Linked DNA regions of Homo sapiens: region 1 is linked to region 2. Evidence: chromatin contacts called from ENCODE Hi-C or POLR2A ChIA-PET data. All regions are on one chromosome and are shown on one strand. Each heading gives the region's core, a stretch centred on a gene start or an enhancer-like site at or near the end of the contact. The rest is flanking DNA. Distances are from core to core; before and after follow the strand shown.

What was found. A loop is a pair of places that touch in the nucleus more often than their neighbours do. ChIA-PET counts read pairs that join two places held with the same protein, here RNA polymerase II (POLR2A). Pooled maps may share reads with other maps.
Region 1: a pooled map shows a loop between it and region 2 (2.6-fold over the local background). The contact joins two enhancer-like sites. A Hi-C loop is called at or near these places in 14 of 37 single-sample maps with no recorded cell type and 11 of 50 pooled maps. POLR2A ChIA-PET finds 5 or more read pairs at or near these places in 13 of 52 experiments (A673, BJ, GM10248 and 9 more).

Annotation. Positions count from the first base shown.
Region 1 is chr14:77,540,750-77,546,894 of GRCh38, reverse strand. All of the region lies in intron 9 of SPTLC2 (serine palmitoyltransferase long chain base subunit 2), which reads left to right. Among named protein-coding and RNA genes, the nearest start is that of ISM2, 45 kb to the right of the region's middle. RefSeq lists an enhancer at 3,840-4,341. Within about 2 kb of position 4,425, at least 7 of the 41 ENCODE cell types and tissues checked have a DNase peak (open chromatin) inside an H3K27ac peak, as active enhancers do; they include A673, where a contact is called at or near this core.
Region 2 is chr14:77,577,013-77,583,878 of GRCh38, reverse strand. It overlaps SPTLC2 (serine palmitoyltransferase long chain base subunit 2), which reads left to right. Exons shown (of 12, transcript NM_004863.4): 3 at 4,770-4,924. Among named protein-coding and RNA genes, the nearest start is that of SPTLC2, 36 kb to the left of the region's middle. RefSeq lists a silencer at 1-27. Within about 2 kb of position 2,743, at least 8 of the 41 ENCODE cell types and tissues checked have a DNase peak (open chromatin) inside an H3K27ac peak, as active enhancers do; they include A673, where a contact is called at or near this core.

The sequences.
Region 1 (6,145 bases), core at 3,176-5,675, 39 kb after region 2:
AGCTGGGCGTGGTGGCGCATGCCTGTAATCTCAGCTACTTGGGAGGCTGAGGCAGGAGAATTGCTTGAACACAGGAGGTTGCGGTGAGCTGAGATCGCGCCATTACACTCCAACCTGGGCAACAAGAGCGAAACTCCATCTCCAAAAAAAAAAAGTGTTTTACCATTTGTTAAACACTTATCAAGCAACAAGCAACTACTCTCTACATAGTGGTAGATATGCTGTGTGGGAGATGCAGAGTTGAACAATAGGTGATCTTTGCCTTTGAAAAAACAGTCCAGTGGTAGGGGTAAGATTCCCGGGAAGAACTAGTCTCAGAGGCACAGATAAATTCTTCCTTTGTTCAGCTTGTCTTTTCTCAATTTCCTCCTCCATTCTCTTCTACAACCTCCTCCTTCACTCACTCCCACTCCCCTAAAACCTTAAACTTCCTTAAACCAGCTAAGTTTTTGAAGCAAACTCATATTTTAGATTTCTTATATAATAACTTTCTATATAAATGAAATTTTTCTGTGGATACTGTCACTCTAGTAAATTATCAGCAATCAAAGCAGCTTCTTGATTATTTTTTAAAGCAGCTTCTTGATTATTGAGCACAAAAGGCCTTTTAACCAATGGCTTAAGCCTTCTGAAATCAGCAAGCAATATGACCACCTTACAGGTGGAGAAATTTGAGCTCATGTATGGAACAAGTTTTCTCAATATCTTGTCTCCAACTAGAATGTAGCTTTTCTAACTCCATCTGCTTCTACTTCTGAGGTTGCATGATGATAGTTAGCATTTTATTAAAACAGACTATTTTATAATCTGTTTCTAATTTTCTGCTAATTTTCCAAAGTTTAATTGTGAGTAATCAGCCCAACAAATGAAAGCTCTTTTGGGCATTTGCCTCCCTGTTTTCTCTCCATGGATCAGTAGCCCTTTCCCCACCTTTCTGCTTCAGAAATGGATTCTGAATACTCAAGAGCTTTTGCAACATGGTGTGTCTATTTTTTATTCCACTGCTATCTTTTTCTTCCAAATCCAAATGCTATTAAAAGTTTCTTGCAACAAGAACATTCTCTCCTTTTGTGCCTCGTTTCAGAGTTAGTTTGAAGCTAGCAATTAGGATGCCCAGTGTCTATTGTTTGTTGAAGAATAATTCTAACTTTCTAAACCTTCACATAATTGGAATTGCTTTTCTCCCCCCAGAATTATGTCTGAGGGCTTTATTTTTCATCAAATAGACTTGATCCTAGCTGTTCCCCAACTTTATAGCAGATACTTAATATGTATAAACCAGTGACCTGATAGATGGAATCTGCTCAAAGTAAGAACCTGATACCCGGCCGGGCACGATGGCTCACGCCTGTAATCCCAGCACTTTGGGAAGCTGAGGCGGGTGGATCACCTGAGGTCAGGAGTTTGAGACCAGCCTGACCAACATGGCGAAACCCTGTCTCTACTGAAATACAAAAAAATTTAGCCAGGCATGGTGGCGCATGCCTGCAATCCCAGCTACTTGGGAGGCTGATGGAGGAGAATGGCTTGAACCTGGGAGGTGGAGATTGCAGGGAGCCGAGATCACGCCATTGCACTGCAGCCTGGGAGACAAGAGTGAAACTCCCATCTCAAAAAAAAAAAAAGTGCCCGATACCCTACTAAGAGCTTGCCGGATTTGAAAGCTTTCCAAAAAGGAATTGATTTTTTTTTAATTGTCACCTATAGTTTTTCTAATTATCTAAATATTTTATTTGTATCTACCTCCCTGCTATCTACTTTGGCAGTAGAGTGAGGTGTTAAAGAAAAAATTATTCCTGTCACTTGTGAAACATGATAAGACAGACTTCCTTCAAGGGGGCCATGGTAATAAGCATAGGGATGACTGCAATGGGGTCTTCCAGTGGGGGAGAGAGGGTGGGCTGCAGTCTGACTCCAATAAGGACAGATGAGGATTTACAGCCAAGGAACAGGGTGGGAGTGAGTAGATAGAAAAATACTAAGAGGAAACATCAGGGGTAAGGGGGATGCTTGCCTTCAGCATTCTTGTTGAAGGTAGGCCAGGGTGATAAGATACCAGGGGTAGTCATGTAGGGGATTTTCTCTAATCTGACTTAGCAGGATTATTGCTCAAACTGGATTCTGCAAGAATGGAGAAGGAGGCGCAACGTCAGGACTTTATCAGAAAGGACTCCAAGAGGAGCCTGACTCAAGTTTGGTCAAAGGAGAGAGTCTTTGTCAGGTTCAGAATGACCTCATTAACATGAACTCTTTAAGCCCCTGTTCTCAGACTTTGTCCATGGACCACCTGCATCAGAGGTACTTTTAGTACAGTGGTTCATACCTTGCTTACACACAGGAAAGCTTAAAAAAATAGTGCCAGTGTTAGAGACCTTCTGTAGACCCATTGAGTATCTCAAGGCGAGGCCTCCCTGCCATGGCATGGTGTTATTTAAAAGCACCCCAGATGCTTCTCATGTAAGGCCCCATTTCAGAACCACTGCTGCTTGTTAAAAATGAAGATTCTAGTTTGTTCCACCCACCCTACTGAGTCTTGGTGGATGAGGCCCTAGAATATGCATTGAAAAGAAAACCTTAGGCTGGATATGGTAATCCTGACATTTTGGGATGTAATCGTAACATTTTGGGAGGCTGAAGCTGGAGGATCACTTGAGGTCAGGAGTTTGAGACCAGTCTGGGTGACATAGTGTGAGCCTCTGTCTCTACAAAAAATTCTAAAAATTAGCCAAGTGTGGTGGTACACGTCTGTAATCCTAGCTACTTGGGAGGCCAAGGCGGAGGATTGCACAAACCCAGCTATGATCACACCACTGCATTCCAGCTTGGATGAGAGAGGGAAACCCTATCTCTAGAAAATAAAAAAGAGGATTGTCTTTTTGACAATCCTCTTTTTTTCCTTTTAACTTTTTTACCTCAGTACCAAAGCAGCTCTACTGATTGATGGTAATTGAAAAAGGAAAAGAAACTGGAAGTCAAGATACAAATGAGGGAGATGTTTGGCTTGTAAGACAGGCATTTGCTGGCAGAGCTAAGTTGCCATTTTTGGTTGTTTCTGGAACTCTAAATGCCTGGGATGCTGACACTCCCTTCTGAACAGCTGATGATTCTGGCTGATTGAATCAGTGGCATAGGTGGAGAAGTTAGAAACCAGTTAGGTGCAGCAGGAAAACAGAACTAAGCATTCAGAGATCTGTGGTCATGGTTCCTAAGGCTAGTTGGAATTAATTATTTTTGTTTTACTTTTTTTGGGGGGGGCTGCTTGTATTTTTATAACCTATTAATCCTCAAATTACTTAGTACATAACCTACAAATGGCCTTGCCCACTATAAAGTTGTTAAAATGTTTAGTATTAACCGTTTTGTAAAACTCTGATTGTCTTATTGTATTGCCTTCTACCTCTAAAACTGTTAACTTAAATCCAAGCCAAGCCTTTACCAGAGATTACCTTTATTTGCTAGCTGTCTTCATCTGTGGGTAGATACATTACTACAGTGTTTACGTTCCTTATCTCTTTGTCTCAGAGTAGCCTGTGATATGTTCCAGCCCCAACAGAGGACAGTAGAATGGTCCATTAAGACTTTCTGAGGCCAAGGTGGGCGGATCACTCGAGATCAAGAGTTGGAGACCAGCCTGGCCAACATAGTAGTGAAACCGTGTCTCTACTAAAAATACAAAAATTAGCCGGGTGTGGTGGTGCACGCCTGTAGTCCCAGCTACTCAGGCGGCTGAGGCAGGAAAATCACTGGAACCCGGGAGGTGGAGGTTGCAGTGAGCTGAGATCGTGCCACTGCACTCCAGCTCAGGCAACAGAGTGAGACTTGGTCTCAAAAACAAACAAACAAAAGACTTTCTGTCCTGCCTGTGGGTTGGCACCCGTTAAAACTCAGTTCCTTGATTTTTCACAGGCACTTGGCCTCTTTTCTGCCTTTTGTGGAGGGCCCTCTGTTTCTGGCTGTGCATTAGCAACCATTCTTTTAAACTTCTGATTATATTGAATCAGCAACTTTAAGCTTGCCCCTGCTGCTTGTCATACATCCTGTGGCAGTCCTCAGGAAATCCTAGTTTTTGGCATTGAAATGAATTAAAGGATTAAGCCACAAGAGGGTGGGGGTGATAAACTGTGCTTTTAAGAGGAATTTACTGTGCAGTACTTGGTGTTAGCAAAAGCAGTTCTAGTTCTTACAGGGAGATAGGAAACCAAGGGGCTGCTTTAGAACAGCATCCCTAGGATATGAAGACGCAGATCTGTCTGCTTTGATGTTCTTTAGCTTGACAGTGGCCCCGGCTGAGCACTTTGATATTTGTCGCCAGTCTAGCAAAATAGGGGTTGTGTCTTGGAGATGGTAAACCTAGTTCCCGTTGCTTTGCTTCAGTGTTAGAAAATTACTGAACTCTTGCTTCCTGGAAGTCCCTTATAAATCTCCCTTTTACAAGACTGTTCTCTGGGGCACGAAAATGCCTTTGCTTATAAAGAGCCTGTTGAAGGTCCATTTATTTTCCTTTTCTTAACAGAAAGATTTTCCAGTGCCATTTAGTTAGGACTTACGGGAAACATGTTGTTAAAATCAATCTGTCCTGTTAGCTAATATTTCTTTTATTTTCATTTTGAGCTTTTAGATAAGATTCTTTATCTTTCTGTGAGATAATGTGAAAAAAAACACAAAAGAAATAAATTCAAATACCAGTATACTCTGGTTTTTAAAAATATCTTCACTGACTTTTTTTTTCTTTACATGCTCTACTCTCCCTCTCACCCTACTTCCTTCTTCACTTTTCACTTGGTACTTTCAGATATTCTTTGTGGGTTTTTCTTGGTTTTTTTTTTTTTTTCCGGACACAGAGTCTGTCTCACTCTGTTGCCCAGGCTGGAGTGCAGTGGCACAATCTTGGCTCACTGCAACCTCCGCTTCCCAGGTTCAAACCATTCTCATGCCTCAGCCTCCTGAGTAGCTGGGACTACAGGCGCGTGCCACTATGCCTGGCTACTCTTTGTATTTTTAGTAGAGACGGGGTTTCTCCATGTTGGCCAGGCTGGTGTGGAACTCCTGACCTCAGGTGATCCACCCGCCTTGGCCTCCCAAAGCACTGGGATTACAGTCTTGAGCCACTGCACCTGGCCTAGATATTCTTAGATATATTCATGATGCATCCCATCTAGATGCTTGTGATGAGTATATAATTTACTGATCTGGAAAGTGTGACAAGAGTTTAAAGTGTTATCTGCTGCCTTCTCCCCCCACTTTAGAGCTGTTCAAAGAAAGTGACCATTGATCATTTTAAAAGATGAGCAAAGGAAAGACTGCTTCTTTTTTAAAAAAGAAAATTTGATGACCTACTGTTAGAACACATTTCCACATGGACCCCCCGCTTCTAAATGGGTGTATATCCAGATCATCCAGTCTGTGTGCACAGAGTCCTTGCATTTCTAAGTTCAAAATAGTAATTTAAATGAAAGTAGGCCATCATAAGGCATTGCTAGGAAGAGGTTACTCTTGATAGATGAATGTGCTGCTTTTGGTAAGAATTAGTTTGTTATTTATATTTAAATTTTGTAGGCCGGGCCTGGTGGCTTAAACCTGTAATCCTACCATTTTGGGAGGCCAAGACGGGTGGATCACTTGAGCCCAGGAGTTCAAGACCAGCTTGGGCAACATGGTGAAACCCTGTCTCTACAAAAAAATAAAATAAAATACAAAAATTACCCAGGCATGGTGGCTTATGCCTATAGTCCCAGCTACTTGAGGTGCTGAGACAGGAGGATCACTTGAGCCTGGCAGGCGGAGATTGCAGTGAGCTGAGATCACACCACTCCAGCCTGGGTGACAGAGTGAGTCCCTGACTCAAAATAAATAAATAAATAAATAAATAAATAAATAAAATGTTTTGCAAGCATACCTTCTGAGTACAGTTACACTTTGCCTTATTCTTAGATTTTACATGTTACACATATTTTTGGTTCTGTGAACAGATTATATATGGCATATTTGTAGTTCTAAACTACTTCTGCAACTAAACATGCATTATATCACTCATTTCCCCTCAGTGGAACTGGTATATATGGACTTATGCCATAATTAAATGTTAGCAATGAGAGAGATCTACCTTTAAAATAATAAAATGTGCTGGGTGCGGTGGCTCACGCCT
Region 2 (6,866 bases), core at 1,494-3,993:
TGGACTTGACTTTACCATTGTCACTCCCTTATCAGTTAGGTATTCGCTCCTTCTCTGGACAAACACTCTTTTATAGTACTTATTATATTGTATTTATTTGTGTGTTTCTCCACTACACTAAGAGTTCTTAGGGAGTGTAGAGGTTGTTCTTACTCATTTTTATTCCCAGTGCCCAGTTTAGTGCCTGGAAGGTACTGCTCAGTAAATGTTCAATAACTGAGTATTAGGTCAATGATGATGAGTATTACATAAGCCTTAACTAAAGTCACTTCACAGTGACCAAACTGAGGAGGAGGAAGAGAGTGGTGGAGATGGGGGAATGAGGGTCGGAATAGTGGGGCTATCACTCTTTGCGGAGAGAACTGTCTTGTTCTTTAACGTATCCTGAAAGTCTGGCATACAACCCAGTATGTATCGAGTACTCACTAAGATATATTTGAATGAATGAATGAAAAGATTACCCCCCTAGTTTAACTGTGGTCTTAGAGTGTTTAAAGTTAACCTGATATTTTTGGAAATACACTCCCATTGCCTAGAACTGGAACTGCAAGTAGTGACCCCTCCCCTCCTTTTTTTCATGGCTAAGCTGCAGGGAGTTTGGTTTGCTGCCCTTCTCATCTTTTTTAAAATTATTATTTTTATTTATTTATTTATTTATTTATTTATTTATTTATTTATTGAGACAGCTTTTCACTCTATTGCCCAGGCTAAAGTGCAGTGGTCCGATCTTGGCTCACTACAGCCCCAACCTTCTGAGCTCAAGTGATCTGTCCACCTCAGCCTCCCACGTTGCTGGGACTGCAGGCACATGCCACCACACCTGGCTAATTTTTGTATTTTTTGTAGTGACAGAGTTTCACTACATTGCCCAGGCTGGTCTCAAACTCCTGGGCTCAAGCGATCCACCCGCCTTGAGCCCAAAGTGCTGGGATTACGGCGTGAGCCACTGCGCCCAGCCATGCCTATCAAATCTTTCTGCTGAACCTACTGACTGAGATCAGAGCTACTACCCTGGAGCTTAGCTAAGGAGTAAAGGGGAGCTGAGATTTCGGCCGTAAGTCCCTCTCTCCTACCATTCTATGCCACCCGCTTTTGGTCCCTAACATCCCTGGTTGTGACAGCTTCTCCTCCTTTACCCTGTGCTACTGTGACTTAATCACTTGTTAAGGAGAGATGGAAATGCCTGACCATGGCAGGCACAATTCTTTGTTCAGGAAATTGGAACCCATTGCTTCCTTCCTAATCCCAGACAGCTGTGCCTCTGGTTTTCTTTGTTTAGCCCAAGGCTGAGGGGTGAAGCTCTACTTCATTCTGGCCTGCAGTCTTTTTTCTATCTTGGGGTTTGATAATCCCTCTGGTATTTGGAGCAGACTCTAAGGTTTTTCTGTTTTATATAGTAAAACAAAAAATATTGCTTTTGTTGCTAATAAAAATTTGTCTGTAAGGAAATATTTCTCTTAATATTGGAGTTAATACTTTGAACATTAATGTGCAGTGTTTAGAAAGATTATAAAGAAATGAGATTGGCCGGGCGCCATAGCTCATGCCTGTAATCTCAGCACTTTGGGAGGCTGAGGCAGGCAGATCCTTTGAGGTCAGGAGTTCAAGACCAGCCTGACCAACATGGTGAAACACTGTCTCTGCTAAAAAATACAAAAATTAGCCAGGTGTGGTGGCGGGCACTTGTAATCTCAGCTACTTGGGAGGCTGAGACAGGAGAATCACTTGAACCTAGGAGGCGGAGGTTGCAGTGAGCCGAGATCACACCATTGCACTCCAGCCTGGGTGACAGAGTGAGACTCTGTCTCAAAAAAAAATTTTTTTTTTTAATTAAAAAAAAGAAATGAGATAATCAGTACTGTCATTTCCTTCATTAGAAGCGTTAGTACTGTTACCCTTTTTTACATGAATGAAAAGGATTGAAGACTACTTTTTGTTTTTTCCTTTGGGAAATAAATGCATGGATAATAACAGCCAAATAAAAAGTTTTAATTAGAATTGGATATCTCTATTCCTATTTTCATTCAACCAGTATACTTGTTGGAAGGCTATCAAAATGGACATGCCATTTAAATGAAAAATTTCCAATTGTGATAGACATGTTATTTATGAATATTTTCTGTCCTGAGGAAAATTAACTATTAGAACCAGTTGTAAAAGAGATGGTGGCTGGGCATGGTGGCTCACACCTTTAATCCCAGCACTTTGGGAGGCCGAGGTGGGTGGATCGCCTGAGGTCAGGAGTTTGAGAGCAACCTGGCCAACATAGTGAAACCCCGTCTTTAATAAAAATACAAAAAATTAGCTGGGCATGGTGGCAGAGTCCTGTAATCCCAGCTACTTGGGAGGCTGAGGCAGGAGAGTCGCTTGAACCTGGGAGGCAGAGGTTGCAGTGAGGCGAGATCACACCATTACACTCCAGCCTGGGCAACAAGAGTGAAACTCTGCCTCAAAAAAAAAAAAAAAAAAAAAAGAGAGATGGTATCAGGTACTGCAAATTCTTAGAGTAGCTTCTGACTTTGCTCAGCCTTATTTATAAGATTTATCTACTGGGAGGCTCATTCAATAGGCACTTGAGAGTCCGGTGTCATAGAAAGTTGTTAATTTTAGAGTTGTATGCAGCCTTCTTTAGCAATGAAAATCTTTTACAGAATAAGGCTTAAGCTTTTTCAATGTTTTTGACTGATTTAGTTAACAGCTTAATTTATATTGGCACCAAGCCCAGATCTAATGGTTATAAACTCAGTAGTTGGCTGATACAGTAAAAACTGTAGTTTCGTTTTCTTGTTGTTTGGTTTACCCTTTACATTCAAGAGTTTAAGTAGATCTCATATGGTCTGGTCACATGTGTTCTGAGTAGTGGTCATACCACACCAGGCATAGCATTTCTGCTCCGCTGTGACTTGATTTTTTACAGACTTAAGTTTTAGTACAACTTAATCTCTCAGAGGAAGGGTTAAGTTCCTGAGCATAGGAATTCATTTTGGGAATGTATTTTCTTTTCTTTCTTTTTAAAAATTTATTTGTAGAGACAGAGTCCCACTATGTTGCCCAGGCTGGTCTTGAACTCCTGGGCTCAAGTGATCTTCCCGCCTTAGCCTCCCAAGTGTTGGGACTACAGGCATGAACCACTGTGTCCTGCCTTCTTTTCTTTTTGAGACAGGTTCTCGCTCTGTTGCACAGACTGGAGTGCAGTGGTGTAGTCATAGCTTACTGTCACTTCAGATTCCTGGCCACAAGCGATCCTTCCACCTTAGCTTCCCGAAGTGTTGGGGTTACAGGCATGAACCATTGTACCTGGCCTCTTTTTTTTTTTTTTTTTTTCTTTTTTAAAAAATTCCTTTCTAAAGGGAAAAGAACCTAAGGTGGGTGGCTTCCTATAACCATTTTTTTTTTTTTTTGATATGGAGTCTCATTCTGTTGCCCAGGCTGGAGTGCAGTGACCACGGCCCACTGCAACCTCTGCCTCCCAGGTTCAAGCGATTCTGCTGCCTCAAGCCTCCCGAGTAGCTGGAATTACAGGCACCCGCCACCATGCCCAGCTAATTTTTGTATTTTTAGTGGCGATGGGTTTCGCCATGTTGGCCAGGCTGGTCTTGAACTCCTGAGACTTCAAGTGATCTTCCCACCCACCCACCTCGGCCTCCCAAAGTGCTGGGATTACAGGTGTGAGCTACCACACCCGGCCCCTATATCCTATTTTATAGTGTTTCTTGTTTATTATTTTCTCTTTGGATTTGTTTCATTTTGATCCTTGAAAATATGCAAAGGATGGAATCTTAATTTTGGAATTGTTTTTCTTGGTTGAAATTGGAATTATGTGGTTTTTATGGCATTTCCCCTAATCTATTAATGTGGGAGGAGGCTTGTGGGGAGGGAAGAGCCGTCTTTTTGAGATTATTAGGGAGGGAAACCATTTAATGACAGAATTGTATGACTACATTTTATTTTTATGAGGACTACTTTGTTAATTTACATTCTTGTGCTCTACATTCATGAAGTCAGTTATTTGAAACCATGTAATATATGTCAACTATTAAAGTTAAGTGACTTTTATCTGATAAGAGTTGTGTTAAAATAATCATAGAGAATTGATGCCTTTCCAGATGTTTTCCTGATACATCAGGGTTTTTTTTGTTGTTGTTTTTGCTGTTATCCAGCTTGGAGTACAGTGGTGCCATCATAGCTCACTGCAGCCCCAATCTACTGGGCACAAGGGATCTCCCTGCCTCAGCCTCCCGAGTAGCTGGGACTACAGGTGCACTGCACCTGGCTAATTTTTAAAATGTTTTTGTTGAGACAGAGTCTCGCTATGTTGCCCAGGCTTGTCCCGAACTCCTGAGCTCAAGCAGTCCTCCTGCATTGGCTTTCTAAAGTCCTGGGATTACAGACGTGAGCCACCAAGCCTGTCCTGATTTAGCAGTTAATTAAATATAAGTGGCCTCTCATTCTCAGGTGCTCTTACAGTATGAAAATGGAAGTTGTAAAGTTTGTTTTTAAAGTAACTCAGTGGAATGATAGACAGTGGAGACTTGGAAGGGTGAGGGAGTGAGGGTGGATGATGAGAAATTACTTAATGGGTACCATGTGTGTTATTTGAATGACTGATACCGTAAAATCCCTGACTTGTCCATTACACAATCTTGCACGTAATGAAATTGCCCTTATACCCCATAAATTTACATAAATAAAAGATCATGTCATCTGTTAAAAAATTTTTTAATAAAGTAACTCAGTTAAATTTATGGTATGTCACCATTTCTTGGCAGGACTTTGTGTCATTGTATCAAGATTTTGAAAACTTTTATACAAGGAATCTGTACATGAGGATAAGAGACAACTGGAATCGGCCAATCTGTAGTGTGCCTGGAGCCAGGGTGGACATCATGGAGAGACAGTCTCATGATTATAACTGGTCCTTCAAGTGAGTCTTGGTTGGGAAATTATTTGACAACAATTACAAAAGGGTTTCTTCATTTGAGAAAATATGTTATTATAAATTGAGTATTCTCTCAAAATAGGAGTAGCAGCTGAGGATACAATATGATTGGTTTCCTTACATATTCTTCATTGTTGAGCTTTTTAAGATATATCTTTCTATTACATTTGATACTGTGTTGGATTATAGTTCAGAAGAAAATTTGGCTTATTTATTTTTTGAGATGGAGTTTCGCTCTGTCACCCAGGCTGGAGTGCAGTGGCGTGATCTCAGCTCACTGCAACCTCCGCCTCCCAGGTTCAAGCAATTCTCATGCCTCAGCCTCCCGAGTAGCTGGGACTACAGGCATGCACCGCCACACCCAGCTAATTTTTGTATTTGTTTTAGTAGAGATGGGGTTTCACCATGTTGGCCAGGCTGGTCTCGAATGCCTGACCTCAAGTGATCTGTCCCCCTCAGCCTCCCAAAGTGCTGGGATTACAGGCATGAGTCACCGCGCCCAGCCTGGCTTCTTTATTTTTAAAAATAACTCCTATTGATAAGAAACAGTATACAAAAGTTTAGTCTGTTTTATTTTTGGTCTTGACTTTAAAAAAAAAAAAAAAGAAAAGCTATCCTTTCCATTATGCCACTTATCAGAATCAAGTATCCAAATTTATTTCTGGATATTTTGATTTCTCAAATGATTTAAGGATGATATGTAGAGTGTTTTTACTTACATGGATTGAATAGTTTGGAAAACTTTTTGTATTTTTAACATTGTATTTGTTTGTTTGTTTACTTATTCATTTATTTGAGTCAGAGTCTCGCTTTGTTGCCCAGGCTGGAGTGCAGTGTCACAATCTTAGCCCACTGCAACCTCCACCTCCCAAGTTCAAGTGATTCTCCCACCTTAGCCTCTCTGGTAGCTGGGACTACAGAGATGCACCACCATGCTCAGCTACTTTTTGTATTTTTAGTAGAGATGAGGTTTCACCATGTTGGCCAGGCTGGTCTCGAACTCCTGGCCTCAAGTGATCTGCCCACCTTGGCCTCCCAAAGTGTCAGAGTCTTGCTCTGTCACCCAGGCTGGAGTGCAGTGGCACCATCTTGGCTTACTGCAAGCTCTGCCTCCTGGGTTCACGCCATTCTCCTGCCTCAGCCTCCCGAGTAGCTGGGACTACAGGCTCCTGCCACCACACCCGGCTAATTTTTTGTGTTTTTTAGTAGAGACAGGGTTTCACTGTGTTAGTCAGGATGGTCTCAATCTCCTGACCTTGTGATCCACCCACCGCGGCCTCCCAAAGTGCTGGGATTACAGGCGTGAGCCACCGTGCCCGGCCTACAGCTTGCCTTCTTAGCTTGGTCAAATATCAGTGACACCCCTTCTCATGTGTATATTCACAGCAAGTTTATTATTTGTAGTGACTACATTGTATTTTACAGTATACATGTGCCATGGTGTGACATGTTGGGCTGTGTTAATAATCTCAAAATCTCAGGGAATTAAAACAGTAACAGTTTATCCTTATCGATACTTCATGTTCATCCTAGGTTGGTGGGGCCCTTGAACCATTTTGTCCTTAGTTAGGGGCCCAGGCTGCCTCAGCTTCCATTGTATGAAATGTCACTGGTCTCTGTATCTGAAGAACAGATGTGGCAAATTGTGCAGTGGCTCTCAAAGGATCCTCATGTGTATATATTCTCATGTGCGGGAGTTACTGAGTATGTATATCTTTTAATGGATAAGTACTGCCAAACTGCCCTCCAAAAAACAAACCTGATATTCTTATGTACAGTGTCCTGTAAGATAAGGTGATTGTCCTGGCCAACACTGGATATCATTAGTTTTAAAATCTTTATCACTATTAATAAATGAAAATTGATTATTTTAACTTCTATTTCCATAATTGGTAGTGTGTTTGAGATTTTTTTAATATAGACTTTG